Linked DNA regions of Homo sapiens: regions 2 and 3 are each linked to region 1. A link is a contact called in ENCODE Hi-C or POLR2A ChIA-PET data. All regions are on one chromosome and are shown on one strand. Each heading gives the region's core, a stretch centred on a gene start or an enhancer-like site at or near the end of the contact. The rest is flanking DNA. Distances are from core to core; before and after follow the strand shown. Region 1 holds the start of CDT1 (chromatin licensing and DNA replication factor 1). Region 2 holds the start of SPATA2L (spermatogenesis associated 2 like). Region 3 holds the start of ZNF276 (zinc finger protein 276).

Region 1 (4,309 bases), core at 96-2,595:
TAAACCGCGCTCTAGGCCGTTTCCCAGATAGGAGCGCTATAGGTTTTAAGAACTAAAACTTTAAAATCTCAGCCCTCAGCCATGCTAAAGGCAGTTTCTTTTCTTTCCTTTTTTTTTTTTTTTTTTTTTTTTGAGACGGAGTTTCTCGCTCTTTCGCTCAGGCTGAAGTGCAGTGGCGCCATTTCGCCTCCCGGGTTCAAGCGATTCTGCTGCCTCAGCCCCCCAAGCAGTTGGAATTACAGGCGCCCGCCACCACGCCTGGCTAATTTTTGTATTTTTAGTAGAGAGGGGGTTTTACCATGTTGGTCAGGCTGGTCTCGAACTCCTGACCTCAGGTGATCCGCCCGCCTCGGCCTTTCAAAGTGCTGGGATTACAGGCGTGAACCATCGCGCCCGGCCCCTTTTCTTCGTTTCCATGTAATAGCTTGATTGAGAAATAATTCACATATCAAATCCACCCTTTTAAAAAGCGAGCAACGCGGATCGCGGAGGCCACGCCTGTGATCGCAGCGCTTTGGGAGGGGGCAGTTCCAAGAGAGCGGATCACTGAACCGGGGAGTTCGAGACCACCCGGCAACGTAATCTCCGCCTCGATAGAAATAGTTTTTTTTTTTTTTTTGAGACGGAGTCTCGCTGTCGCCCAGGCTGGAGTGCAGTGGCGCGATCTCGGCTCACTGCAGGCTCCGCCCCACGGGGTTCACGCCATTCTCAGGCCTCAGCCTTTTGAGTAGCTGGGACCACAGGTGCCCACCACCACGCCCGGCTAATTTTTTGTATTTTTAGTAGAGACGGGGTTTCACCGTGTTAGCCAGGATGGTCTCGATCTCCTGACCTCATGATCCGCCCGCCTCGGCCTCCCAAAGTACTGGGATTACAGGCGTGAGCCACCGCGCCCAGCCAGAAATAGTTTTAAAAAAAGAAATAAGGAGCGTGCGGCCCGCGGGGGAAGCGCCTTTACCAGCTCGAGCCTGCAGCCCCCCAGGCCGCGCCGTCCTCGGCTCCCCCGGGCAGCGCCGGGGTTTTGTCAGGCGCGCGCTGCTGTTTGCCTGGATTGCGCTCATTCTGACCCTGAAGCCAGCGGCCCCACTGACACGCCCTGAAAAGTGGGAGCCACACGCGGGATCCGGAGACCGCGCTAAAGTCCCACGCACGACGGCGCCCGCCGGCGAGTCCACGCCCGCACGTCGGCGCATGCGCGCGGCCAAGCCGGTGCCCGCGCCCACCAGCGCGCATGCGCGCCCCGTCCCTTCCCTCCCCCCGTGCTCTGCCCCGATGGTTCGGTCCGCGCCGGGGGCGGGGCCAGGGCGCCCGCGGGAAATTTGGCGGGAACCGCGCCCGCCTCTTCCTCCCTTCCTTCTTTCCTTGCTTTCGCCGCGCACTCCGCCGCCATGGAGCAGCGCCGCGTCACCGACTTCTTCGCGCGCCGCCGCCCCGGGCCCCCCCGCATCGCGCCGCCCAAGCTGGCCTGCCGCACCCCCAGCCCCGCCAGGCCCGCACTCCGCGCCCCGGCCTCCGCTACCAGTGGCAGCCGCAAGCGCGCCCGCCCGCCCGCCGCCCCCGGACGCGACCAGGCCAGGCCACCGGCCCGCAGGAGACTGCGGCTGTCGGTGGACGAGGTGAGGGGCGTGGGGAGACTGAGGCCGGGGAGTTGGGGGCGGGGAGACTGAGGCCCGGGGGGCAGGGCTCGGGGAAACTGAGGCGGAGGGACGGGGGCGGGGAAACAGGCGGGGGGGACGGGGCGCAGGGAACTCTGGGACAGGCCGGGGGATCCTGGGGGCGCCCTGCCACCACTGGGGACTTGGCTGGCTCCTGAGATGAGCAGGAGGCACTGGGGGGCTTGCACCGGGATCCGATGATGGGGCTGGAAGTCCAGCTTCTCTGCGAGGCCAGGGCAGGGGTCCGACCTGGAAACGGCCCCGGAAGACGAGAGCAAGGCTGTGTCCCCGGCCTTAGCACAGACCACCATCTACGGGAAGTCCTAAGCCCCCCAGCCATGCCCGTCCCAGTTAACTCAGAGCGGCTTCTGATCCTTCGGGGTCCTCTGCAGAGCCAGGAGCACCAGGTCTTGTCATGAGTTCACCCTTGGGGTCCCTCCCACCAGGTTTCCAGCCCCAGTACCCCCGAGGCCCCAGACATCCCAGCCTGCCCTTCTCCGGGCCAGAAGATAAAGAAATCCACCCCGGCAGCAGGTCAGCCGCCCCACCTGACATCCGCGCAGGACCAGGTGAGGGGCGGGGCCTGGGGCAGATGCGGGAGGGCTGAGTGGTGCCGGCCTGCCTGCCTGCCTGACGGCACCGTGTCCCCTGATCCCCCTGAAGGACACCATCTCTGAGCTTGCGTCATGCCTGCAACGGGCCCGGGAGCTGGGGGCAAGAGTCCGGGCGCTGAAGGCCAGTGCCCAGGATGCTGGGGAGTCCTGCACCCCAGAGGCCGAGGGCCGCCCTGAGGAGCCATGGTGAGTGCTGGGTGGGCGGCCACGAGGCCCCGGCAAAGGCCGGGTTGGTGGCAGGCGTGGCCCAGCGAGCCTGTCAGAGGCCCAGGTCTGCTCCTTCCAGGGAGGGTGGTGGTGAGGTCACCAGGGCGCGGACCCAGACCCCTGAGAAAAAGGTCCCGGGCACTGCTGGCGCTGTGCCCTCAGTCCCTCCTGCGGGGGGCAGCTCCTGCCTCGGGGACTCTGGCAGGTTTCAAATGCTCCTGATGCATTGGTGTGTTGTCTGCCTCTGCCCCTGAGAGCTGACGAAACTGCGCTGGGGAGAGGGCAGAGCTTCCCTGGGGGAGCTGCGTGGACACAGCAGAGCTGGGGTGTGGAGCCGGGCTTTCCCGTCACCACTGCTACCCCTAACGGTGCCAGTGCTGGTGGGTGTGCAAGGGCCGCGAAAGCCATCGTGTGTGGCATGGCAGGCCCCATCGGAGGGTCTCCCTGGCCGAGGGGCCTGCTGTGGCGTTGGAGGGGTAGGGGCCTACTGCTTCTCATGAGGCTCCTCCCTCCCTGACAGTGGCGAGAAGGCGCCCGCCTACCAGCGCTTCCATGCCCTGGCCCAGCCCGGCCTGCCGGGACTCGTGCTGCCCTACAAGTACCAGGTGCTGGCGGAGATGTTCCGCAGCATGGACACCATCGTGGGCATGCTCCACAACCGCTCCGAGACGCCCACCTTTGCCAAGGTCCAGCGGGGCGTCCAGGACATGATGCGTAGGTGAGTGGCCGGGGGTGGGCTGTGGCTGTCCTGGAGTTGGGGGTGGGCCCGGGCCTGCCTCCTGAGCCGCCCCCATCCTCCCATAGGCGTTTTGAGGAGTGCAATGTTGGCCAGATCAAAACCGTGTACCCGGCCTCCTACCGCTTCCGCCAGGAGCGCAGTGTCCCCACCTTCAAGGATGGCACCAGGAGGTCAGATTACCAGCTCACCATCGAGCCACTGCTGGAGCAGGGTGAGTGCTGGGTGCGGGACCTCGGTTTCCCCATCTGTGAGCCGCACAGTTTCCAGGGTGGGTGTGAGGTGCTGGGCATCTGGCCCAGGACTGGTCACGGGTGGGTGGCTGGGTGGCCTGGTGGGGACTTAGGCCTGGACTCGTCCCACAGAGGCTGACGGAGCAGCCCCCCAGCTCACGGCCTCGCGCCTCCTGCAGCGACGGCAGATCTTCAGCCAGAAGCTGGTGGAGCATGTCAAGGAGCACCACAAGGTGAGCGGCCCCCGGCCCCGCTGTGTGAAGATGGTGGCACCAGCACTGCCTCAGCACCTAACCCTGTGCTTGGAGCATCCCTGCCACTCACAGCTTCTCCCGGGATGGAACTGGGCTGGGTTCACCCTGAGCTGAGGGCTGGTGTGCTCAGGGTGCAGCCGCAGGCACTGAGGAGGTCCCCAAGGCGTTCAGCGAGCGCGGACCATGGGAGGCCTTGTGCTCTCCCTCCAAGCTGAGCACTGGGCAGAGGCTGAGTGACTTGCCCGAGGCGGCCCGGCTGGGACGTAAGCACAGGCCTACCTCACATGCAGTCTGCCCTTGTCTCAGATGTGCCCAGGGTCACCCATCTACTCCTTCTCCCCAGGCCTTCCTGGCCTCCCTGAGCCCCGCCATGGTGGTGCCGGAGGACCAGCTGACCCGCTGGCACCCGCGCTTCAACGTGGATGAAGTACCCGACATCGAGCCGGCCGCGCTGCCCCAGCCACCCGCCACGGAGAAGCTCACCACTGCTCAGGAGGTGCTGGCCCGGGCCCGCAACCTGATTTCACCCAGGGTGAGACTGCGAGGCTTGGGCAGCCCATTTCTCCCGGGTGGGTGGGCCAGCCTGACCCCAGGCTTAAGAGGTGGAAGC
Region 2 (3,789 bases), core at 789-3,288, 900 kb after region 1:
CAGCCTCCTGAGTAGCTGGGATTACAGGCGCGTGCCACCACACCCAGCTCATTTTTGTATTTTTTAATAGAGACGGGGTTTCACCATGTTGGTTAGGCTGGTGTCAATCTCCTGACCTCGTGATCTGCCCACCTCGGCCTCCCAAAGAGCTGGGATTACAGGCGTGAGCCACCGCGCCCGGCCTGGCTGAGTGCTTTCTAGCCTACACTTAGGTGAAGAACTAAAGGAGCTCAGGACAATCACTGCGAGCGTCTCCTGACTCTCAAATTCCCTAACTCCGGGACTCCTAGCATCTAATGCCTGGACACGGCCCACGTGTGGAGCGCCCAGTGCCTGCAGCACTGAGCTCGGGGCTTTGATTCATTCCTCTGGCCCCATGAACTGGACTGTTCCCGTGTCGCTGTCTCAGGAGGAAAGGGGCTGACAGAGATTAGCTAATTTGGCCAAGTCCTCGCGGCCAGGAAGCAGCAGAACTAAGTCCAAACCAGGGCTGTCCGGCACTGAAGCCGGTTATTCCCCCGCCCCGCCCCCTGGGAGGCCTCAAGGGCGGGCCTGTCCGTCCTCTCTCATGAATGAAAGTCCTGGCGCCTCCGACCAGCAGGTGTCCCCGGGGAGCCGCGGAGAGACTGCCGCTGCCATGGCAACCGGCGGAGGCGTAGCTCGCCCACGTGCCCAGTGACGTCATCGGCTTCCTACTCTTCCGAATTAGCTCAGAGCTCCCGGCGGCCCTGCCCCCTCCTGCCGCCAGGAGCTCACCTGGAGAGGCCAGGCCAGCCCTGGGCACAGCCTCCCGCCCCAGGCCGTGGAGTTCACTAGGTCTGAGCCCAGCCCTGAGACTTCACAGGGATGCACCCATCTGCAGTCCTCCCAGCCTCGGCGGCCTCCTCTGCAAATGGGATTGGCCCATAACCTGGAGGAATTAGGATGACCATGGGAACTCAAGTCCCTTCTGTGCCCCCGTCCTAAGATTTCCATGGCAACTGGGGCCGCGAGGCCTCTTAGGGAAGACACTGACGCAAGCTCTCAGGGCAGGACCCCGTAGGCAGCACCCAAGCCTGCCCTCGCCCACCCCATGTTCTCAGCCCTAGGAGTGGGTGCCCCCACACGCCCACGACCCCTCAGCGCTCGGAGCCTTGAGGAGCCCACCAGGCACTGAGGACACTTGAAGCCCCTCTCTCTCGAAAGGCGTGGTCCCCCATGGTCGGCGGCCCCGCGACCCGCAGGCCAGGACGAGGGGCGCGCTCCTCCTGGCCTGGCGCCTACCTTGATGGTGGTGAACTCCTTCCTCCAGGGCAGCAGGTACAGGTGCACCGCGGCGAGCTCCAGAAGCTCGAAGGCGCGAGCCAGGCCGCGTAGCGCGGGCGCCAGGTCGGCGCGGCCCCACAGCCCGTCGGTGAGCAGAGCCAGCGCGTCGTCCTGCAGCGCCCCGTGCAGGTCGAAGTCCTCCACCAGGATCTGCCAGAGCACCGCGCGCAGCGAGGGGTCCCCGCACACGCCCGCGCGGCCCCGTCGCAGCTCGCGCTCCAGGCACTGGCGGTAGTCCTCGGACAGCGAGCTGCTGCCCATCCTGCGGCGGACGGGGGTCGGGGGGGTCAGGGACCTAAGGCCGCGCCCAGCCCGCCGCGCTCTCCCCGAACCCTCACCCAGCGTCCCCAGGACCCCTCGAGCCTGGAGACCCCGCCCCCAGCGGCTGGGCGCCCCCGGTATCTTCGGCACCCCCTACGCTGGAGACCTCGGCCCCATCAGCTGCCCGCCCACCCAGCGATCCAGGCCCCTCCAGTTGAGCGCCCCCGCACCTCCAGCCCCTCCCTCCAGCCTGGGTACCTCGGCCTTCCAGGGGCGCCCCCGGTTATCGACCGCACCCTTCTCTAGAGACGCGCTTCCGCCCGCTGAGCCCTCTCCCGACCAGAGCCCCTTCGCCCGGCAGATGGAGCTGCGGATCCCGCGGGTGACGGCGCTACCTGTCTGTCCCCAGCGGTCTCCGGCCGCCGCGGATCAGTTCGGGCCTCCCCGCGCGCCGCGCGCTTCCGCCGGGAGTCGGCTCCGCCCGGGGTCCGCGGCCGTGACGCTGGGGGCGGGGCGGGGCTTGGCGCAGGCCCCGCCTCCGAATAATTTAGGAGGGGCGGGGCCTGGTGAAAGGGGAGGAGGAGGTGTCAGCCCGGCCGAGCCCCTGCGCGAGGCACCCCGAGAGCCTCCTGTCACCGCGTCGCCCGTCTCCTCGCGGGACCGGTATCGTTCACGACGCCGCTGGGCCGAGGGCTGCGGGCTCATGGCAGGCGCTCAGGGAACGTTGTGCCTGGGCCGCTCCTCCCCACGAGACAGGGACCCAGCCCCAGGCGACCCGGCCGCGGGGAAGCAGGTGCGCGGGCTCGTCCCCTGGGGGGTGGGGCCACCGGCATTACCTGGCGGGGATTGGCTGGATCCTGGGAAGAGCCTTTCCTGCGGGGCGGGGCCACCTGCATTACCTGGCGGGGATTGGCCGGATCCGGGGGCGGGCCTCCCCTGTGGGGCGGGGCCATCCCCTTGAGGGAGGGGCCCGCGGCACGGAAGGTGGGCGGAAGGACAAGCCTTTCAGCCTCGTCTGAAACAGCAGCCTCAGGTGGATGCGGGGACCTCAGATTCTGTTTATGCTGGCTCCGCTTCCCGGCCTCCTGCACTTGCCATCTGCAGCCCTTGAGAGCATCGTCTGGGCGGGTCTCTGAGGCAGGGCGAAGCCGCCCCCCTCTCTAGGCTAAAAGCTGACCTGGGCTGCGGATCCACCCAGGCTAAATCTGGGCCACGACTTCCCGGGGACGTTTTCTTCGCTCGGGTTCCTCTGTTCTGTGCTACAGCCACTTTCTCGCATTGCCCAGAAGTAGAGGAGGATGAGGGAGACCCTTGGAGGTCCCAGCCGAAACCCACCCCTACCCCACACCCCCGCTTTGGGCAGGCTTTGCTACTTCACGTCTGTGTCCCTCATCTCTCCAGGCCACCAAAACCAAGGCCCAAGTTTGTTGAAACTTTCCCTGGGCCTGGGCGGCGAGGTCCCCCCTTTTTCTTAGATTTTTTACCTGGAAGTTCCCTGCTGGCATCTTAGAAATAGTGATCATGACCGGGTGCGGTGGCTCACGCCTGTAATCCCAGCACTTTGAGAGGCCGAGGCGGGCGGATCACCTGAAGTCAGGAGTTCAAGACCAGCCTGGCCAACATGGTGAAACCCCGTCTCTATTAAAAATACGAAAGTTAGCCGGGCGTGGTGGCACATGTCTGTAAGCCCAGCTACTTGGGAGGCTGAGGCAGGAGAATTACTTGAACCTGGGAGGCAGAGGTTGCGGTTGCAGTGAGCTAAGATCGTGCCACTGCACTCCAGCCTGGGTGACAGAGCGAGAATGTCTGGAAAAAAAAATCGTGATGCAGTCGGTGGATCTCCCTGAGTTATCTAGGTGGCCACCTCTGGACAGGGAGCTCTTTTACTTACTGTTTACTGAACTCACTCTTGGTGCCCAGTGCCACCATGGGTCCACACCAGTCCTCAGGACAGCTAACTTCGTAAGTCTCATCTTTATTCTTCTTCTGATGCGGAGGAGGGTGGAGGTAACTGTTCTGCCTTTGTCCTCACTGAATTTGGCAACACCAGTCCATCCATCCAGCAGTGGGCCTAGCTCTCCTCCCATAGGCCTGGGTGGGTTTTTGCACCTGCCTCAACCCATGGAATAGAACTGATGTGGAATGAATTCCAAGGCTAAATCATAAACATGCCATACCCTGGCCTTGTCTTGAGATCCTTGGCCTCTGACATGGTTTGGTTCT
Region 3 (3,894 bases), core at 1-2,500, 920 kb after region 1:
AACGGGCCACACCCCTCCGGCCTGCTTTTCCTTCCTAAGACGACTGCAAACAGCATCACAAATGAGCAGGTATGTGGCCTTCTCTGCATGCCGTCCCCTGTGGCAACCGGATTAAATCTACCATCTCTGCCCAGAAAAATGCACGAACGCACGGACCTGCCCGTCACTCGGATTTTGGAAGGTGGCCTGGCGGACCCTCCTGCTACATCTCCTCTACAGGTGGAGCCCAGGCTGTGATGCACCGGCTCAGCGAGCGGAGTGGAAAGCCAAGGTCCGCAGGATCTGAGCTGTCCAAGGTCACTGCACGCCCGGCTGCGCCCCGCCCCCGTCCTCGCCCGGGAACCGCGGCCCGGGATCCCGGCTGGCGCCCGCTCCCAAGTCTCCAGCCCGAGCCGGCCCCGTCCTCGCCCTCCCCGGGCGGGGGTCCCTCCAGGGGCCACCCTCAGCGGCCAAGCCCCGCCCCCGCCCCGCCTCACCCGGGGCCGGTTGCCGGTGTCCAGCTCGATGGCCCCGTTGGCAAGCTTCATGGCGCTCTGCAGCGGCTTCACCGTGCCGTCCCCGGCCGCAGCGGCCATGGCGCCGAGCGGGGGAGGCGGCGGCGGTAGCCGAGGGGCTGGACGGGCGACCGGAGGCCCGGAACGCAGCCGGCGCTGGTGCTGGAGCCGCCCGAGCAGCGGACCGCAGGAAGGGACGCGGCCGCACTTCCGGCGACGGGCCCCCTCCGCGCGTACTGCGGGCCCCACGGGTGTTAGTGGCGGGGGCGGCAGAGTCCGGGTGGGTTGTCGCGACGGAGCCGGGCCTCTTCGCCGTCTTGAGACGGGGCTGGCGAGAAGGGCCCCTCACGGAGTTGCCATGGGCGTCTAACCGCGGCAGCCAGGCCCCTCTCTACGTGAGACCCCGGCCCCCCTCCCCTTTCTGCAGCCCGCCCGCCACCTGCGCGCCGCGTGGCCTCCGCCGGCGCCTGCCCGCCCCGCGCCTCCGTCTCCCACGGTAAGAGGCGGTGAGGGCCGCGTCGCCTCTCCCTGGAGGACTCGTCGTGAGGTGTCGGCGAGCCCCTCCGCCCACCGCCCCGCCCCAGGCCAGCGCTCCATTGGCGACAGAGGCGGGCACGGCCGCCCTCGGGCCCGAGAGGGGAGCGGTACGAGCGGGGGCGCTGGCACCGCGGGTGGAACCTCGGCCGGCGGGGTCCCGCCCCTGGCCCCTGGCCCGCCCCGCCCGCCTCGCTTTGCTTCTCGCTCCGCCCCTCCCCCGCCCCGCCTCGCTTCCAGCGCGCCGAGCGGAGCCTAACGCCGGGTCCTCTAGGAACCTCGGGCCGGGCAGCACCCGCGGGATTCTGCTGGCGTCCTCCGCTGCCATGAAGCGGGACCGGCTGGGCCGCTTCCTGTCTCCTGGGTCGTCCCGACAGTGCGGGGCCTCGGACGGCGGCGGCGGCGTCAGCCGGACTCGGGGCCGCCCTTCCCTTAGCGGTGGGCCGAGGGTGGACGGGGCGACGGCGCGGCGCGCCTGGGGCCCGGTGGGGTCCTGCGGGGACGCGGGCGAGGACGGCGCGGACGAGGCAGGTGGGTCCGCGGCCCGGGCGTGGCGGGTTGGGGTCGCGGCAGGGGTTGCTCGTGGGAGGAGCCGCACTGACGCCCGGAAGCCGGCGCGGCCTCTCCTCCACCCGGCCAAGGGCGTAGCGGACTCGGGGCTGCGTCGGGATAGGCGCTGGGCGGCCGGCTCGGTTTTCCTCGCGCTCCGTGACGCCGGCGTCGCCGGCCCGGCCTCCCCGGCCGCGGGCTCGGCCAGAAGGGACCCGGCGTGAGGAGCGCTGTCACCGCGGGCAGGTCGCCCTGGGGTGCCCGCGCGTGGGAATCGCCCTCCCCTGCTTCGTGCCCTCGCGGAGCCGGAAAGGAGGCGGCACCTGCAATTGGCAGACAGGAAACCGCGGCGTTTCCTGGAGGGCGCAGCGCCTGCCCCGGGTCTCGCGGTCGCTGGGAGGAGGGTGCAGTTCCAGGTTTCACTCTTGAAGTTGCTTCGCTGGAGAGGCCTTAGAGGCCTTTGAAATTTGAAAGATTTCTTGGACCAGCGGCCACATCCCCCACAGGGCGGCTTGTCCCGCCGAGAGCCGCGCGCCCGAGCCGCTTGCTGTGTCCGGGAGCCGCGCGAAGGGCGCTGCAGGCGCTGCCCTCGGACCTGGAGTCCGGGACGCCCTGTGCTCAGGAGCCTCCTTTGCCAGCTGCTAACACTTCCTGCCGCTCTGTGCAGGAGCAGGCCGGGCTCTCGCCATGGGTCACTGTCGCCTCTGCCACGGGAAGTTTTCCTCGAGAAGCCTGCGCAGCATCTCCGAGAGGGCGCCTGGAGCGAGCATGGAGAGGCCATCCGCAGAGGAGCGCGTGCTCGTACGGGACTTCCAGCGCCTGCTTGGTGTGGCTGTCCGCCAGGACCCCACCTTGTCTCCGTTTGTCTGCAAGAGCTGCCACGCCCAGTTCTACCAGTGCCACAGCCTTCTCAAGTCCTTCCTGCAGAGGGTCAACGCCTCCCCGGCTGGTCGCCGGAAGCCTTGTGCAAAGTACGCCCTAGTCTGTTCAGAGCACGTTCAGGCTGTCAGTACTGCAGTGTGACGGGTGTTGAGAGAGGGACAGGGCGTGCCTCCGCGGGAGCCTCTGGGTGGGGGGAATGGGCCATGCCCGGGTTCAGTGCCAACAGCCCTGGGACTGTTGTGGAGAGATGAACTGGGAGGAGCTGGGGTGAGGGAAGAGAAAGTTGCCTATGGGGACCGCTGAGGTTTGAGATCTCGAGAGGGTCCCGTACGACGAGCGCTGTGAACCTCCGCCTGCTTGTCCTGCTCATGGCCACACTGATCCTTTGCAGGGTCGGTGCCCAGCCCCCAACAGGGGCAGAGGAGGGAGCGTGTCTGGGTGAGTCCTCCCCCGGTGGAGGGTGGGCTGGGTGCCGACCAGCCGTGGATCTGACATCTCTGTTGACTCTCTGCAGTGGATCTGATCACATCCAGCCCCCAGTGCCTGCACGGCTTGGTGGGGTGGGTGCATGGACATGCGGCCAGCTGCGGGGCCCTGCCCCACCTTCAGAGGACACTGTCCTCCGAGTACTGCGGCGTCATCCAGGTCGTGTGGGGCTGCGACCAGGGCCACGACTACACCATGGATACCAGCTCCAGCTGCAAGGCCTTCTTGCTGGACAGTGCGCTGGCAGTCAAGTGGCCATGGGACAAAGAGACGGCGCCACGGCTGCCCCAGCACCGAGGGTGGAACCCTGGGGATGCCCCTCAGACCTCCCAGGGTAGAGGGACAGGGACCCCAGTTGGGGCTGAGACCAAGACCCTGCCCAGCACGGATGTGGCCCAGCCTCCTTCGGACAGCGACGCGGTGGGGCCCAGGTCGGGCTTCCCACCTCAGCCAAGCCTGCCCCTTTGCAGGGCCCCAGGTAGGAGGCACCTCTTGCTGGTGCTAGACCAGGATGTGTGCTCCTCAGTGGGGCAGGGTTTTCAGCAGAAAGTGAATGTCTCCACTGCTCTAGGTGGTGGCTGGGGTGTGGTGTGAGAAGGAGCAGAGCTTGGGGCTTCTGCCTGCGGCTGCTCACCACATCCAGAGAGCAGGGAGGGGCGGCCAGCCTGTCTCCGCCTCTTGCTCCTCTGTGAGCAGGGCTCTGTTCCAGCAGTTTCTGTGGAGACACGCTCATCAGCCGTCGAGTCTTTTTCTAAGCCTGTGCTTGGGGCTGAGGGGACTGAGGAAGAGGGAAGAATAGGGCCTTGTCTGTGGATGTGGGAGAAAAGAATGGCCGTTGCCTCTGCGGCTGCTGCCCTGGGCCAGCTGCAGGTCATTTCCTGGCACTCAGCCAGCCGCCTGGTGACACCCTGGTGTGGGCCAGTGTGGCGCAGCTTTCTCTGCTGACAGG

Evidence for each region. Hi-C counts contacts between places; a loop is a spot of excess contacts on that map. ChIA-PET counts read pairs that join two places held with the same protein, here RNA polymerase II (POLR2A). Pooled maps may share reads with other maps.
Region 2: a loop to region 1 is called in a map of naive thymus-derived CD4-positive, alpha-beta T cell, with 8 times the contacts of the local background. The contact joins the promoter of SPATA2L here to the promoter of CDT1 in region 1. A Hi-C loop is called at or near these places in 2 of 168 maps with a recorded cell type or tissue (naive thymus-derived CD4-positive, alpha-beta T cell and prostate gland), 3 of 37 single-sample maps with no recorded cell type and 11 of 50 pooled maps. POLR2A ChIA-PET finds 5 or more read pairs at or near these places in 1 of 52 experiments (RWPE1).
Region 3: a loop to region 1 is called in a map with no recorded cell type, with 6 times the contacts of the local background. The contact joins the promoter of ZNF276 here to the promoter of CDT1 in region 1. A Hi-C loop is called at or near these places in 1 of 37 single-sample maps with no recorded cell type and 8 of 50 pooled maps. POLR2A ChIA-PET finds 5 or more read pairs at or near these places in 1 of 52 experiments (naive thymus-derived CD8-positive, alpha-beta T cell).

What each region holds. Positions count from the first base shown.
Region 1 is chr16:88,802,444-88,806,752 of GRCh38, forward strand. CDT1 (chromatin licensing and DNA replication factor 1) reads left to right here and starts at 1,346. Exons shown (of 10, transcript NM_030928.4): 1 at 1,346-1,616; 2 at 2,102-2,224; 3 at 2,319-2,455; 4 at 2,997-3,194; 5 at 3,281-3,426; 6 at 3,578-3,678; 7 at 4,043-4,231. The coding sequence starts at 1,389. RefSeq lists enhancers at 600-1,175, 1,894-2,777, 2,778-3,660 and silencers at 1,108-1,347, 1,428-1,537.
Region 2 is chr16:89,699,667-89,703,455 of GRCh38, forward strand. It overlaps SPATA2L (spermatogenesis associated 2 like), which reads right to left and starts at 2,039. Exons shown (of 3, transcript NM_152339.4): 1 at 1,962-2,039; 2 at 1,264-1,567. The coding sequence starts at 1,566. RefSeq lists an enhancer at 1-642 and silencers at 1,645-1,744, 1,915-2,634.
Region 3 is chr16:89,720,287-89,724,180 of GRCh38, forward strand. ZNF276 (zinc finger protein 276) reads left to right here and starts at 1,251. Exons shown (of 11, transcript NM_001113525.2): 1 at 1,251-1,559; 2 at 2,245-2,548; 3 at 2,851-2,897; 4 at 2,974-3,423. The coding sequence starts at 1,355. VPS9D1 (VPS9 domain containing 1) reads right to left here and starts at 612. Exons shown (of 15, transcript NM_004913.3): 1 at 477-612. The coding sequence starts at 575. RefSeq lists silencers at 219-1,338, 1,419-1,878.